Linked DNA regions of Homo sapiens: region 2 is linked to region 1. Evidence: chromatin loops called from intact Hi-C (ENCODE). Cell type or tissue: ascending aorta. All regions are shown on one strand.

What was found. Hi-C counts contacts between places; a loop is a spot of excess contacts. Peaks named below come from ENCODE experiments on the same cell type or tissue, not always from the same donor. Only the 100,000 strongest peaks of a DNase experiment are listed, where the experiment ranks them.
Region 2: it touches region 1 in a loop (6-fold over the local background); 6 of 110 quality-filtered maps call a loop at or near these places.

Annotation. Positions count from the first base shown.
Region 1 is chr5:79,129,988-79,137,987 of GRCh38, forward strand. It overlaps BHMT (betaine--homocysteine S-methyltransferase), which reads left to right. Exons shown (of 8, transcript NM_001713.3): 8 at 946-2,301. The coding sequence ends at 1,129. Among named protein-coding and RNA genes, the nearest start is that of BHMT, 22 kb to the left of the region's middle. In ascending aorta, CTCF peaks have their summits at 3,267 (motif pointing left) and 3,819 (motif pointing right); a DNase peak (open chromatin) is centred at 3,824; H3K4me3 peaks cover 1,212 bases; H3K27ac peaks cover 1,263 bases.
Region 2 is chr5:78,463,686-78,471,685 of GRCh38, forward strand. All of the region lies in intron 8 of SCAMP1 (secretory carrier membrane protein 1), which reads left to right. Among named protein-coding and RNA genes, the nearest start is that of SCAMP1, 110 kb to the left of the region's middle. In ascending aorta, a CTCF peak has its summit at 4,262 (motif pointing right); no DNase peak of the experiment used is centred here.

The DNA.
Region 1 (8,000 bases):
GTCTCTACAAAAAGTACAAAAATTAGCTGTACTAATTTTGTACCTATGTGGTGGCATAGGCCTATAATCCCAGCTACTCAAAAGGCTGAGGCAGAAGAATCACTTGAACCTGGGAGGCGGGGGTTGCAGTGAGCCAAGATCGTACCACTGCACTCCAGACAGGGTGACAGAGTAAGACCCTGTCTCAAAAAAGAAATTCAAAGTAACTTTAGACTTACAGATTGAGGGGAGGGGGTGGAATTTTTAGTCCAGATTAATGTGTGTTTTAATGGATGCACTCTGAGAATCCAAAGATGGCTCCCTCAATGTGCACTCATAACAGAACAAGAAATCACATCAGTTTTTACATCAAAGGGCACCTTCTATGACAAAAACCATTGTTAATGAGGCAGATGCCTCTGGAGGAAACACTGTAAAAAGCCTTCCAGCAGAATGGACCGCTTCCCAGTCCCTCAACTGCTTCTGATGTTTCTTCTCATCTACAAAAGTAAAATACAGTGTACAGTAACCTTTTAATCAAAACACAGCATCATGGATGGAGACAAAGCCTGTTGCTGATGGTTGTTGCTGTTCAGCAGCTGACACGGGTATTCTAGTGATGCTACTGTGCTGCTTAGTTACCCTGAGCACATGATTTTTTCACTGTGTTAATGGTATGTCATACTTTTCCTGTTAAGTATTAATGTGTGGATAAGTGTAAGCAAATGATTGTTTATCAGTAGCATATAAATTCGTAGTCAGGAATCATGGTGAAGCCAAACAACCACAGACTGCCCACACAGGTGGCTGAGATTGACACCTTTGCTTTTTAATGTCTGATAGGCAACTTTGTGTGCTGCGTGAAATTATTTAAAATATTATATAATTTTTAAATGGTTCCATGATATAAAGACCAAAGCTAGGGGAGGAGTCTGTTGTCTGGTGTCATGTGTTTTGTTCACACAGGGCCAGGAAGGAATACTGGGAGAATCTTCGGATAGCCTCAGGCCGGCCATACAACCCTTCAATGTCAAAGCCAGATGGCTGGGGAGTGACCAAAGGAACAGCCGAGCTGATGCAGCAGAAAGAAGCCACAACTGAGCAGCAGCTGAAAGAGCTCTTTGAAAAACAAAAATTCAAATCACAGTAGCCTCGATAGAAGCTATTTTTGATGAATTTCTAGGTGTTTGGGTCACAGTTCCTACAAATACGGAAAAGGGGGTTAAAAAGCAGTGCTTTCATGAATGCCATCCTACACATATTATTGCTATTACCTGAACAAAATAGAATTACAAATAGCACTTGATAATTTTAAAGTATGTTTTAGAAATTTTCTTAGGAGCAAAATAAGTACAAAGTAAATCTTGAACAGGTTCACTAAGCACCCACCCTGTGAAAAGTATTATGGAAATCACTGCTGCACAGGAAAAGTAATTCAGATGTTAATGCCACTTGAAGAAGTTGGTAGGCTAGCAAAGAGGATGAGACATGAACTGTCATAAAGGACTCAGCAACCAGCCAGGGACAGATAAAGCGCTATGGAAAGGGGCTTCCAAGTTCTTTTGAACATGACCCTTAGTAACAAACACAATTTATATAATGACCCAGCAAAACACATCACATCTTACTGTCGAAATTAAATGTGTGATCCATCCTAGTATTTTCTGTTCCATTCCTTTTCATTCTATTTCATTTATAAAACATGCTAGTTGAGACTTTTCAAATGGATTTTTATGACCCACTACTGGGTTTGGATCCACAGTTTGAAAAATATTGCTACAAGACACTTAAGGAGACCATCCTGTTTAAGTTTATTCTTATAAGTAGGTCAGTCATATGAGACCTGATCAATAAATATCCAATACCCAGAGTCCTGCTCTCAGAGTTCTTCTGTTTCGTGACCCACTTTTCTACCAGTAAAAGACATAGACCAATGGGGAGGAGGGGAGGAGAGATGGATATTTCAGCCCTCTCCATCCTAGTCAACACTGGATCCACCTAGTGCCTCTGGGCCATAAGGCTGAGCAGAGTGAGCTTGTATTAGTTGGTAGCTTTTAAAAAATATAATAAGAAAAAAGTAGAGATTCTCCAAACTCTAGCCTGGTTTCCTAGATTGAGAACTATGATATTTTTCTCTGATAATTTAATATCTACTCTCCTACAAAAGCTCAAGCCTGAAGATACAAGACTATTAGAAGAAACATGACTACCCTCAGTGTATTAGAAAAGAGGTCATGCAGCTTTCTAAACATTATTGAATTGTTTGAGCTGTTTTGAAATTGTAATTCTTTTCAGCTATTAAAAAGAAGAGCAATGAGACTATATTGCTTGTATTTTATTCTTATCCTGGTTCTACAATTTGCTAAGTCTTACATGAAACCTCTATACCTCAATTTCTTCACCTATTTAAAAGAAAAACCTACTTCACAAGTATGCTGGAATTTTAAAGGAGCAGGTGGCAGTATTTAAAAGGAAAAGAGGCCCTACTGGCTCTTTCTGGAGAGCCAGTCAGGGAATTCTAGAAAACAAAAATAGGCCAGGTGTGGTGGCTTACGCCTGTAATCCCAGCACTTTGGGAGGTGGACGGATTACTTGAGGATAGGAGTTCAAGACCAGTTTGGCCAACATGGTGAAACCCTGTCTCTACTAAAAATACAAAAATTAGCCAGGTGTGGTGGCACACACCTGTAGTCCCAGCTATTCGGGAGGCTGAGGCATGAGAATCACTTGAACCTGGGAGGCAGAGGCTGCAGTGAGCTGAGATTGCACCACTGCACTCCAGCCTGGGAGACAGAGTGAGACTCTGTCAAATAAATAAATAAATGGAAAGGCAAAGAAATTGCTAGAATTTTGTTACTAAGAGTTAATAATCCACCCCTAATCCCTCAATGCACAGAAACAGAGCCAAAGCAGCACAACTTTCAGAGGCTGCATATGGCTAGTGGAAACAAGAGTGAACTCCACTTGTTTTTTGTTTTTTGTTTTTTTTTTTGGCAAAGTTGTTATCTATCATTTCTCTTATATTCTCAAACCAAGCTCAGTATTTAAAGCTTTCACTCACAGATGACATTTTATTGGACTTGCTGTTCTATTACTGTGTAAAATGCATGTTCCTTTAATATTCTTTTCAGAGTTTTGTTGCCACCAAAATATTATAACCTTTAATCATTTTTATATCCATCGTTTTTTAAAATATTTTTCTGAAAAGGAGCTATGGTAAAGACATTCTTGAATTAAATTATATGTCAACACTGCCTCCTAGTGGTATAGTTCATATTTTGAAATTGTTTTTAAAATTTCAGTCCCTCCTCCAAACATGTGCATTTTATTTCCAGAAATCTTGTTCATTAAGAGAGAAAGCTCATTTAATACCTAAGAGTTGATTTATGTTAAATAGACATTTCTCACTGGTAAATATTTTTTATGGACTCCGAACCAGAGGGACCTTAGAGATCAAAAGTCCAAACTATCCTTTTAAGGATAAGATTACCAAGGCAGGATGCAAAGTCAGGAAGCACTTCTCACTATTCCAAGGCTGTCAAGAAAGACGGCTTTAGCTTAGCCTTTTGTAGGAAGGGTTGGGGAAGCTGGGGGGCAGTACCAGAACAGATGGTCCACAAAACTAAGGAGTCATCCTCCAGCCAGGAATAAAATAAAGGTCTTTGGCGTTACTCAGAGTAAACATGAACTCACTAAATAAACTGTTTGCAGTTTGTACTCTGACACTTCTACACACTGTAGCAAACCACCTTTGGATAAGACAGCCAAGCCAACGCAGACCCCTAAAGGAAACAAGAACTGCGCAGGAATGAATCAAGAACATCCGTTCCCAACTTCTCCAGATGGGGGCAGCAGGTCGCCAGCAGGAAATGCATGAGTAACCTTATTTTGTTTGAACTTAAGTTATTTCATCAGGCTAAGCTCTAACAGTTTTGGTCAGTTTTTTCTTAAGACATGTGGATCTTTGAATCACATCCAGGACAACGCACCCATCAAGAAAAGCCTTTAACAAGTTTGAGTCAGGAATTAAAAAAGAGGAAGGAAGGGAGAAAGGGAGGGAAAAAGGGAGGGAGAACGGGAGGGAAGGAAAGAAAGGAGAGAGGGAGGGAGGGAGGAGAGAGGCAGGGAGGGAGGAAGGAGGGCGGGGAGGGACTGCAGGAGAGCAGGCAGGCAGGCAGGCTTTATGCATCTCCAACTAGATCCCCATTTTCCCCAGAAACGTTTTTTTTTTTCCAGCCTTCAGCACACTGAAGGGCTTGAGGGCTTTATAGACTGTTCTCCCAAATAGCCTCCTTGATAGTCAATAACATCCACTCAGTCAGTCTGGAACCTCCCACGTGTTACCTGCCAGGTCAAGGACCCTGGCTCTTAGATAACAAAGGAGGAAGAAGTCAATTTCAAGAGAGAAAAATAGGACTTATGAACGGCTTCAGAAATAGTATGCCTGGTGGGATGTTAAACGACAGAATTAGAGATAGCAAGGTATAATATTTCTAAACATCTTCAGGAAGGAATATTTAGTGTTTGAACAGAAAATGATGAAAGGCAGGCAAATGCAAAGAATTCTCAAAAATGGTAACAGGAAGGGTAGGATCCTTTGGTAAAATTGGTGGGAGTGTGGTGAGAGAAAGGAATGGCCAGAAAATGCTTCCGGTTTTCAAGCAGCTGGAGGCATTCTGTTGGCATTGGATAGATGAAAAATTAAGATGATGGAAAATGAGAGAGACAGATGTCATCATTTATGCTGCTGTGAGTTACAGGAATAATACCAAACAAGTCATGTACAGCAAAACAGTAAAAACAGGTTAATTTATATGCCATGAAATCAAACGCATGATCATTTTAACTTGTGGTTAGATGGTTAGATGTTTACATTTAAATTTATTAAAGCTTCCAGGCTGGGCACGGTGGCTCACGCCTATAATCCCAGCAGTTTGGGAGGCCAAGGCAGGCAGATCACTTGAGGTCAGGAGTTCAAGACTAGCCTGCCAACATGGTGAAACCCCATCTCTACTAAAAACGCAAAACTTAGCTGGGCGTAGTGGCAGGCGCCTGTAATCCCAGCTACTTGGGAGGCTGAGGCAGGAGAATCACTTGAACTTGGGAGGCGGAGGTTGCAGTGAGCCGAGATCGCACCACTGCACTCTAGCTTGGGCAACAAGAGTGAAACTCCATCTCAAAAAAATAAATAAATAAAAATAAAAATAAATAAATTTATGAAAGTTTCCTATGTAAATACTTACATGAAATGTATTAAGGGAAACATTTCACTTATTTTTAATAAAAAGATATTTCTCTAAATGCCTGAACTATCTTTAGCAGTCATCACTTGCATGCAAACTGTTAATGTACCCTTCAGAAATTATTCCAGTTTGTTCTTTTGGGCAGGTTCAGTAAGACCTCTGCTTGGCCCCATTCTGTGGTTATTTGTTCCAATTTACTACATGATCTTGAAAGGAAAAAGCTGAATATCTTTTTAAATAGTTCAGACTTTTTCTCAAGTCAGCCTGGTCATTCTTCCAATTATTCTGACTTAATGAGATTTTACTGTTCTTTGCAAAAGTTAACGTCCTAAACACCTGAGGTAGCTTAGTGGAATTCACCTATGGCTCAAAAACACTAGTGGCACATAGCAGAAAAAGCAAGGAAGACATTTAGAATCAAGACTTTGGGGTGCAAGTCCTAGCTTTGCCCCAACTCCCTGCAGAACATTGGGTAAATCACCCCACTTCTCTGTCCTTCAATTTTCTCAACTGTAGGATAACAAGTTTCTAATGCCTTGCTGGAAAACTCCACAGTTGTTTGCGATTTGATGATATAAATAAATAATAGCCTCATCATTGTCAATAAATATTTACTGAATGCCACTTGGTGGTATGTTTCCAGCGGACTGAAATTGTTAATTAATTATTCCCCTGGCTAAACAGACAGCCGACTAAAACAAGTAACACTGTTCAGAGGGCAGGGAAAATGTTACTACCCTAGACTCAGCCTGGTGCTGAAAAATGAAAATGTCATTCCTCCCCACAGGTACTGTTTTCTAAGGAGACTTGGGTCTGTGGTTTTTCATATTATGAACTGTTTCTATTTTCAAGGTTCAGAATTCTTTGTAGATTTGCATAAGCTAAATATTCTAAAAATCATCAAGTGAGTAATTTTTGGTTTAGAGTCCTTCATCTACCTAGGAAGGGAGAGAGCTGGCTTCTCACATTTTGAGAATAGGAGAGTGGAATTTGGGAGCTAGACACCTCAGGATTTTTTTCCTTCCATCAGGCCATTCTCAGCAGCTTGATGACTCCCAGATTTCTCTCTCCAGCCTGGACTACTCCCCAGCATTCAGGCACATGATATCAGCCTGGCCTGTAGACCCAAGCCAGCGGTCCGTGGCCCGGACCCTGTACCTCAGGCCCCAAGCCACTTCCCATGGCCATTCAGGCAGATGCCCCAGGTCTGGAGCAGGTCCCACATGGATCCTGGTTGTCAGAGGCACCTTCCTCAAAATTGTTTACATCCTCCTCCAGTGGCTGAGAGCAGCCAGGGCCAGCTGTGCCATCTAGGAAGGGAACCCCAAGCCTGGACCAGTCAGCATGGGACCCAGTCCTCATTTGTCTCCTTCTGAGTGTTCAGTGACCCTGTACATCCCCGTACCATGTCCCTCACACCCACCCCACTCCTGGAGTGACCAAGTGCCCTAAGAAGCCTAAGGCTTTATGTTGGTCCTGGTTCCAGGAGGGAGCCCTGGTGATAGGATGGCTTCTGCTGGCAGGAACTGTATTTTATCCCAAGATCTGGTGAGATTGGGCTACCCAGTATGGTGCTGACACTCTGATTTTGGCTGACTCACATCAGACACAGGACAAGTTCAGGACCTTTGCCCCTTGCCTTGAGCAGTGAACGTAGGCCTTCATTGGCTCTCACCTGTGAGGGTTCTGACTGCAGCAATACCTATGGTCTGCAGCACTCAAGCGTAAACAAGAATCTAACATAAAATGAATTATTGACACTTCATGTATATATATATATATATATATGAATATATATTCATATATATGAATATATATGAATATACATATGAATATATATATGAATATACATATATGAATATATATATTATATACGAATATATATATGAATATATACGAATATATATACGAATATATAAACGAATATATACGAATATATATACACGAATACATATACGAATATATATATACGAATACATATACGAATATATATATACGAATACATATACGAATACATATACGAATATATATATACGAATACATATACGAATATATATATGAATATATACGAATATATATATGAATATATACGAATATATATATGAATATATACGAATATATACGAATATATACGAATATATGTGAATATATACGAATATATGTGAATATATATGAATATATGTGAATATATATGAATATATGTGAATATATGTGAATATATATGAATATATATGAATATATGAATATAAATGAATATATATGAATATATATGAATATATATATGAATATATATAAGAATATATATACGAATATATATGAATATATGAATATATATGAATATACATATATGAATATACATATGAATATACATATATACGAATATACATATGAATATACATACGAATATACATGAATATACATACGAATATACATGAATATACATACGAATATATATGAATATACATACGAATATATATACGAATATACATATACGAATATATATACGAATATATATACGAATATATGTGAATATATATACGAATATATGTGAATATATATACGAATATATATATGAATATATGTGTATATATATGTGAATATATATGAGAATATATATGTGAATATATATGTGAATATATATGTGAATCTATATGTGAATCTATATGTGAATATATATGTGAATCTATATGTGAATATATATGTGAATCTATATGTGAATATATATATGAATATATATGTGAATATATATGAATATATATGTGAATATATATGAATATA
Region 2 (8,000 bases), 670 kb before region 1:
ACAGAAAATGTATTACAGCTTGCCTGTGGCTTATGGGTGGGGTGGGGAGTGAGGGTAATGAAAGTATTCTAAAATTAGGTTGTGTAGATATTATAGTCACAACTCTATGAATATACTAAAAATCATTGAATTGTACACTTTAAAGGGTAAAATGCATAGTATACAGATTTTATCTTAATGAAGCTTTTTTTTTTGAAGAAACACTTATTGAATACCTACTAATGAGATGGCACTAAGCACTTTATGTAATTCCATTGAACATTTTTGTCAGTGCTGTGATTGCTTCTGTCAGTGCTTCCATTACTTCTTTTTTGAGACAGAATCTGTCTGTCGCCAGGCTGGAGTGCAGTGGCGCGATCTTGGCTCACTGCAGCCTCCGCCTCCCGGGTTCAAGCGATTCTCCTGACTCAGCCTCCCAAGTAGCTGGGACTACAGGCATGCGCCACCACACTCAGCTATTTTTTTTTTTCTTTTTTTGAGATAGAGTCTTGCTCTGTCACCAGGCTGGAGTGTGATGGCGTGATCTCTGCTCACTGCAGCCTCCAACTCCCTGGTTCAAGCAGTTCTCCTGCCTCAGCCTCCTGAGTAGCTGGGATTACAGGCATGTGCCACCATGCCTGGCTAATTTTTGTATTTTTAGTAGAGACAGGGTTTCACCATGTTGGCCAGGATGCTCTTGATCTCCTGACCTCGTGTTCTGCCTACTGGGATTACAGGCATGAGCCACCACGCACAGCCACTTCCATTACTTTTTAATTCACTTTCTTAGATACCTTTTTAGTATCTTTTCCATTTCCAACCTCAGCTAATCCAGAAATTCTTTTTACAGGTTACTTATATTCCCTCATCCTTCTCGCAGTCCATTTAATATATAATTCCTATATTAACCTTAAAAAAACCCCAACAAATTGGCACTCTGCAGATTTTTGACGTGGATCTGGGATTGGGAACGGCATTTTGGTGGCAGTGCGAAGAAGGGCTACATTCAGAAACACCAGCATTGCTAAGGTTGTAAAAACACACTACATGCCATAAAGCCATCAAATGGGCCTTAATAACCTAATGATGAAATCACTTTTATTTTGCTCAGCCATACTCTGGGCCCTATGCAGAACACTTCACCAGTATTATGCCATTTTGTCCTCTCGGAGAATCACAGATTGGGATTATAGTGGTGGTGGGAAGAAGGGCTAATGGTGACGTCTCACAGCTCCATGATTCACACTTTCTATTCTTGTCAGACTGTACTGCTCGGTTTCTTCAAATACATCATGTACATTCCTTTGTTCCAGATTTTGTTTATATGATGTTTTTTAATCCGTGCATTAATTCGTCTTCTCTGCTATTTGAAGACCTACTAGTATTCTTTCAAGACCCAGCTCCGATCTTGCTGTGTCTCCCAGAATGTTTTTTGTTGCCTTGTATCTTAGGGACCATGTCATTCTCTGTTTTCTTGGGGAAACTTAACTGTCTATATTGCTTACTGTGGCACCTGGGCATAAGCCAGTTTTTATGCCTTATGGTGCATGTATTCTGGGTACGCAGCTGTTAAGCACCCCCCGCGTGAACAAGTCTTTTAGCATTGGAATTAGATGAGAAGAGCAAGAGTTTTGCTTTGGAACCATACAACTCAGGTTGAAATTTTGACAGCTTCACTTACAGCTCTGTGACCTGAGACAGACTTCTGTAACCACTCAGGTTTGGTGTCCTCAACTGTACTCCAAGCTGCGTGAGAGTGGAGACCTGTTCTGTATGCTTTCAGGTTGTAATTCTCACATCTGGAACAGTGACATGCAGTGATTGGCATGTGATAGGCACTCAGATATTTGTTGAATAAAAGAAGGAATGGGAAGAGTAACCACTTTCATAGGGTTGGTGTGAGGATTAAATGAAACAGTGAATGTAAACTGCATAGAATAGGGCCTTCTCAGTTAATAGTTTTCCTTTCTGATCTTGACCTTTTTATCATTTTATATTCAGGGTCTGGTTTAGTGTCTACTTTTGTTTAGTAGATGCCTTTATCAGTCAGCATGCTATCAGAAACAGAAAGAATGAAAAGGTTAATTGCGGGGAATTGGCTGGTGAGGTCAGTCTGATATCAAGAGGGCAGGCCGGAACTCTCAGGCAGAAGTTGAAACTCTGGTCCACAAGTGGGATTTCTTCTTCCTCAGAGGAACTCCAGTTGTGTTCTTAAGGCCTTTCAACAGATTGGATGGGGCATACCCAGATAATCTAGAACACTCTTCTTAAAGTCAACTGAAGGCAGATGCCGATTACATCTACAAGATACCTTCACAGCGGCACCTAGGTTAGTGTTTGATTGAATAATTGGAGACTGCGGCCTAGCCAAATTAACATGTAACACTGACCATCACAGCACCATTCTTTGGAGAATTCCTTTATTATTTCACATGTATTATTGAGGGTGTTTTATAGAAGTAGAAATGTAATACATTTTGAGTATAGTAGAGGGTTTTGTGGTGTGTGGCAGTTTTCACTCATTTGTTAAACAGCTGTTATTGAGCATATATTACGTGCCAGGCACTGGGCTGTGCATGAGCTCAGAGAGATCACCTGTTGGTGAGGAAGAGAAATAAATTGGTGGGCCCCCCAATTCAGTTATTTAATGGCCATGATAGAGGTAAGTATAGGGAGCAGAGGGACACCTATCAGGTTTTGGAGGTCTTTTTAAGTATTGCCTCAGCTGAGATATAATGATGGCTGCTCATCATTATAGTTATCTAAGCAAAAGAATAAGGGACAGGGAAGAGGATAAGAGGGATAAGGAGGTACCAGAGAGTGGGGATACCACGTTCACATCTAGTTGTAGGAAATAACATGGCAAATTCAGGGAATTAAATGTAGCTCAGAATGGATGGGAGATAAAACATGGTGTGTGAGCTGGGGCTAGGAGAATTGTAGGTTGTTGGTATTGGAAGATGAAATTGAACACGTAAGTATAGTTTTATCCTACAGGGTCTTGTTAAGAAGTTTAAATCTTCTCCAAAAAGTGGTAGTGAGCCATAGAAGAGTTTTAAGGAGGAGAGTAATTGAATTGATTAGATTTGAATTTTAGAAGCATTTATTCTGAAATACATTTGGGATTTGCGGGGCCGAGCAGTCGTACTTGGAAACACTTAGGAGACGGGCTAGGAAGCTGATTAGTAATGATGGTGGCCTGAACTGAGGAAATGTGAAGAAAATGTAGTCAAGAGAAAACGAGCAGGTAAGGATTAATCCAACTGGGCCTGGAAGTAGGGGACAAGATAAGACTCAAGGATGACACCCAGGTTTTTAGATGATGGACCATTCAAGAAGAGAGTACAAGAAAAATGGTTTGGGGATCAAGATGTTTTCCACGTTGACCTTGAATTTGGGGAGTTTAAATTAACTGGTGGGGCATTAAAATATAAATATTGAGTAGGCTTTTGTATATATGAGTTAGGAGCAAGGGAAGAACTTTAGGCTGGATTTCTAGACTGGAAAGTATTGACTTGTTGAAGTAAATGAAGCCTAGAAAGTGTATGGAGTCAGAAGAGGGCTTTGGGGAGAATACTCACAACAATTAAGACTCTGCTGTGGGTGAAGTATAAAGGGAACTTTAACCATCACTGGCAGTGGTTGAGGAATGTGTGGCACAGATGATCAATAGAGCCAGGGTGTGGAGGAAGTGTTTATTCTGTAGCTGTTCTATAATGAACTACTCTGTGCACACTCTGAATACTTTGACCAGCAGTTTTTTTCCTTTCCATTTTCCAGGTATACAGTTTTTCAGGATCCACCACACAAAGGAAAAGTTATAGAATGGTGCTCATATGCCAGGCATTGAAAAGAAATATGACTTTCTCGAATAAAAGTATTGATATGGATATCATGCAGCATACTCTAATATTTTGTTGTTGTTGTTGTTTTTACCTCATAGTTAAAGAAGTTACCAGAACTTCTGTTTATATGTGTTCACAAGTTCCTAAACTTCTCTGGGTCTCAGATTCTTTATCTGTGAAATAAGGAGTTTAGATGAGATGATTTTCTGTATGATTTTATGAAGTACGATAGGGATACTATAAGCTAAAATATAATTTGCACCAGCTTTCATATTTTAATAGCAGGCATTTCTCTTGCTGTAATAGAAATTAAGATCCAATTTTAAAAACCTAATTTTTCCTTTTTAATTTTCTGTTTCACACTTGGTCAAAACTGGCAGTTTAATGACAAAAAATCCTTTGCAGGTATGTAGCAGTATTTATAACCACTAGGGGTCATGCTTTTCAAGAACAGTTAATGCCCTCTAACCGTAATCTGTGCACGGTTTTGACTCTAGAATTGTTGGGTTTTATTAAGCTGTTCTTCTCTTAAGGTAAATGTGCTCTGTCCTATATATTTATCCTAATTGAAGTGAATAGGATTTTGGTAATTTCGTTGGCTTTCTGTTGTCTTGCATAACTGAAGTGGGTCATCATTGGTGCTGCAGGGCCCAGTATGAGATTGTGCTGTTTGTTTCCCCCACAGTGTTGTTTTATACTCCACATTTCAAATATTGAAAGAATATATGTCTCCTATACATCTGCATGGAGAAGGGTCTAGTTTAGTCCTTATCTTTCACAAATAGATTTCTTGTTTTCTTTCAGATTATTTCCAAATGGTGTTTTTACAAAAGCTCCTCTTTCTATTAGAACTATCAGAAAGAATTGAGTAATGGTTTTGGGCCAAGCAGGGAGTTGTTATAAATGTGTCAAATAACAGTAAATGAATGCATCACAGGAGACTATGGATCAGGGAATCCAAAACTTTTCCCTTCTGTTAATTGGTATGGCTAGAATAACTTAATATGGAAGTAATTAATAGATGATATATCATTTGTATTCCTTTTGGGACCTGATTTTGAATGATTATCACTTCCATGAAATTTGTTCATAGACTGTCATGTTCACATTAAGTAGTTTTTAATAGTGAATTTTTTGCATTTTGAAAGAATTTTAGAAAAAAGTTATTTTACCTCTTTAAAAAACAAGTTTTCTGAAGTGTTTCAAATCTTGTTTATTTACTACAGTATATATTCTGCAGATACTCATTTTTGTGGGAGCGCTGAATTGGGTCTATGATAGAGAACACTGTGATTAAGTCTCATTAGTTGGTGTTTTATGGTAAATGCTTTGTGAAGATATCCTATTATATATAAAGTGATAGTTTTCTTAGGTGAAAAGTGACTCTTACAGTTATCCCTCTATATGCAGGGGATTGGTTTCAGAACCCACACATCCATATACCAAATCTATGCATACTCAAGTCTTGGAGTCAGCCCTGCAGAACCCATGTATACAAAAAGCCTTCTGTGTACTTGGGTTTTACATCCCATGAATACTGTATTTTCTATGTGAGTTTGGTTGGAAAAAAATCACATATTATAAGTGGACCTGCCCAGTTCAAGGATTATCATCTATACTTTCTTGAAAATATTGTTATCATTCACCTCTCCCCCTTGTCTCTTCCACTTTGTAACTTTATTTATGACCTAGGATAGAAAGCTGATAATTCCACTGTACTATTTTTCTATAGTCACAAATAGGCATGCTACTTCTCTCTCAGAACCATTCAGCACTGTCGTCTTTGCTGACTAGGAATCAATTCTGGATGGTTCACATTGTCTATTAAAATAGTCATCCAGTTACTTGTCACCTTCTTCTAAGGGACACAGATAGAGTAATACTTTTGAATTCCTAGAAAAAAATGGCACTCTTGAGCAGATTGTTTATATTCTGTCCTCGGCTGATACTCTTAGTATATTCACCAAAAAAAAAAAAACTTTACCCCCAATTTTAATTTTGTTACCTTTTTCAATAAGTACTAAGCTAGCTACTTAATAGATCCCAAATCTAGGTTACTATAACTAAATTATTATTATCTTAGGCATCTTCAAATTTGGTAGATTTCGTAGATTGGTGAGTATTTATAATGCTGTTCATGTGGCACTTTCATCTAAGTCATCTTTATATGCATATTTTTATCAGCTTTATTGAAATATAATTCACATACAATTCACCCATTTAAAATATACGGTTTAGACTGTGCATGGTGGTTCACACCTGTAATTCTAGCACTTTGGGAGGGTTTGGGGGGCCGAGGCAAGAAGATGACTTGAGGCGAGGAGTTTGAGATCAGCCTGGGCAACATAATGAGACTACCCTCCAACCCCTTACAAGACATTAAAAAAAAAAAAAAAAAAAAAACAAAAAAAAAAAAAAAAAAACAACAACACAGCCCAGGCATGGTGGTGTGAGTTTATTGTCCTAGCTGTTGGAGAGACTGAGGTGGGAGGATCACTTGAACCCAGGAGTTTGAGGCTGCAGTGAGCTATGATTGCATACCACTACACTCCAGCCTGGGCTACTGAGTGAGACCTTGTCTCTAAAAAATACAAAATAATTTAAAAAAACCTAAAGTATACAATTTAATGGCTTTTGGTGTATTGTATTTGTTTTAATTGTGGCAAAATATGTATAACATAAACTTTGACATTTTAATTACATTTAGGTATACAATTCAGTGGCATCAATTACATTCACAGTGTTGTACAACCATTACTAATGTCTATTTCCAGAACTTTGCATCACCCCAAACAGAAACTCTAATCATTAAGCAATAATTTTATTCCTCCCTATTCTCAGCCTCTGGCAGCCTCTAATTTGCTATGAATTGCCTATTTTAGATATTTCATATAAATGGAGTTATACAATATTTTCCTTTTGTACTTGGCTTCTTTCATTACCATAATGTTTTCAAGGTTCATCCGTGTTGCAGCATGTATCAGAAATGCATTCATTTTTAAGACTGAATAATATTCCATTGTATCTGTATACTACATTGTTTATCTGTTGATGGGCATTTGAGATTTTCCCACCTTTTGGCTATTGTGAATAGTGCTGCCGTGAACATTGGTGTACAGTTATCTGTTTGAGTCTTTGCTTTTACCTCTCTTGTGTACATATATACCCAATGTGGAATTCCTATGTAGTCTTATAGTAATTCTATGTTTAGGTTTTTGAGGCACCTCCAAACTCTTTTCTGGAAGGACTGTATCATTTTACATTCCCACCAGCACTTTCTCTACATCCTTGCCAACACTTGTGATTTTCCGTTTTTCTCATTCCAGCCATCCTAGCAGGTGTGAAGTAGTTGTATACTTTAAAAACATTTAACCTCTGAGGTGACTGCAAACTAAGCATTTTACTTTGTAACACAGGTATAGTCTCCTTAAGCCATATTGCACTTATTTGGTACCTTCTAAAAATTATTATTAATGAGGACAATTTTGGAACATTTAATCCTCAGCAGGTAGTAATAATAATTATTCAGTGGCTTCTACTGCAGATTACTAAGCTGTGTCTTTTAGGGGGTGTAACAATGAGTAGAATTAGTTCTTGCCCTTAGGCAAGTAAAAGCATGTAGGATATAATACAAAATGGACAGAAACCCTGTAAAAGAAAAAGTACATACATGCTCCCCAAAATGTACAAAGGATTGGCGGTACTCTCAATAGGGAAAGCCATAGCTAGTTCAGGCACAAAATGGCAGACAGAGCATTATTTGAGATAGTGCTTAAAGGGTGCGTGAGATTTCGACATGGTGAAACTAGACTGGCAATTCAAGGGGTTACAAAAGGGATATCTGACCCATCTGTGGGCAGGAGGGTTCATAGAGGGTTTCCAGAAATTTCAAACTGAAAATATTAGGCTTAGACGTCCATACTTTTTTAAAAACTCAAAACAAGAATTTAAAAAATATATTTAAAAAACTCATTTGTTTTTATTTTCCCAGCTTTTATAAAAGTTGAAATAATTTTGGCATGACAGGGATCTTAATAAAAGCACAGTTTCTTGAAATGGTATTCTATATGTTTTAATGAAGACATATGTTTGGGTTATTTAAATAAAGTGCCATTATTCTTTACTTCCCACACGATACAGTTTTTCTGTGTCATATACCACCACAGCATGTATTGT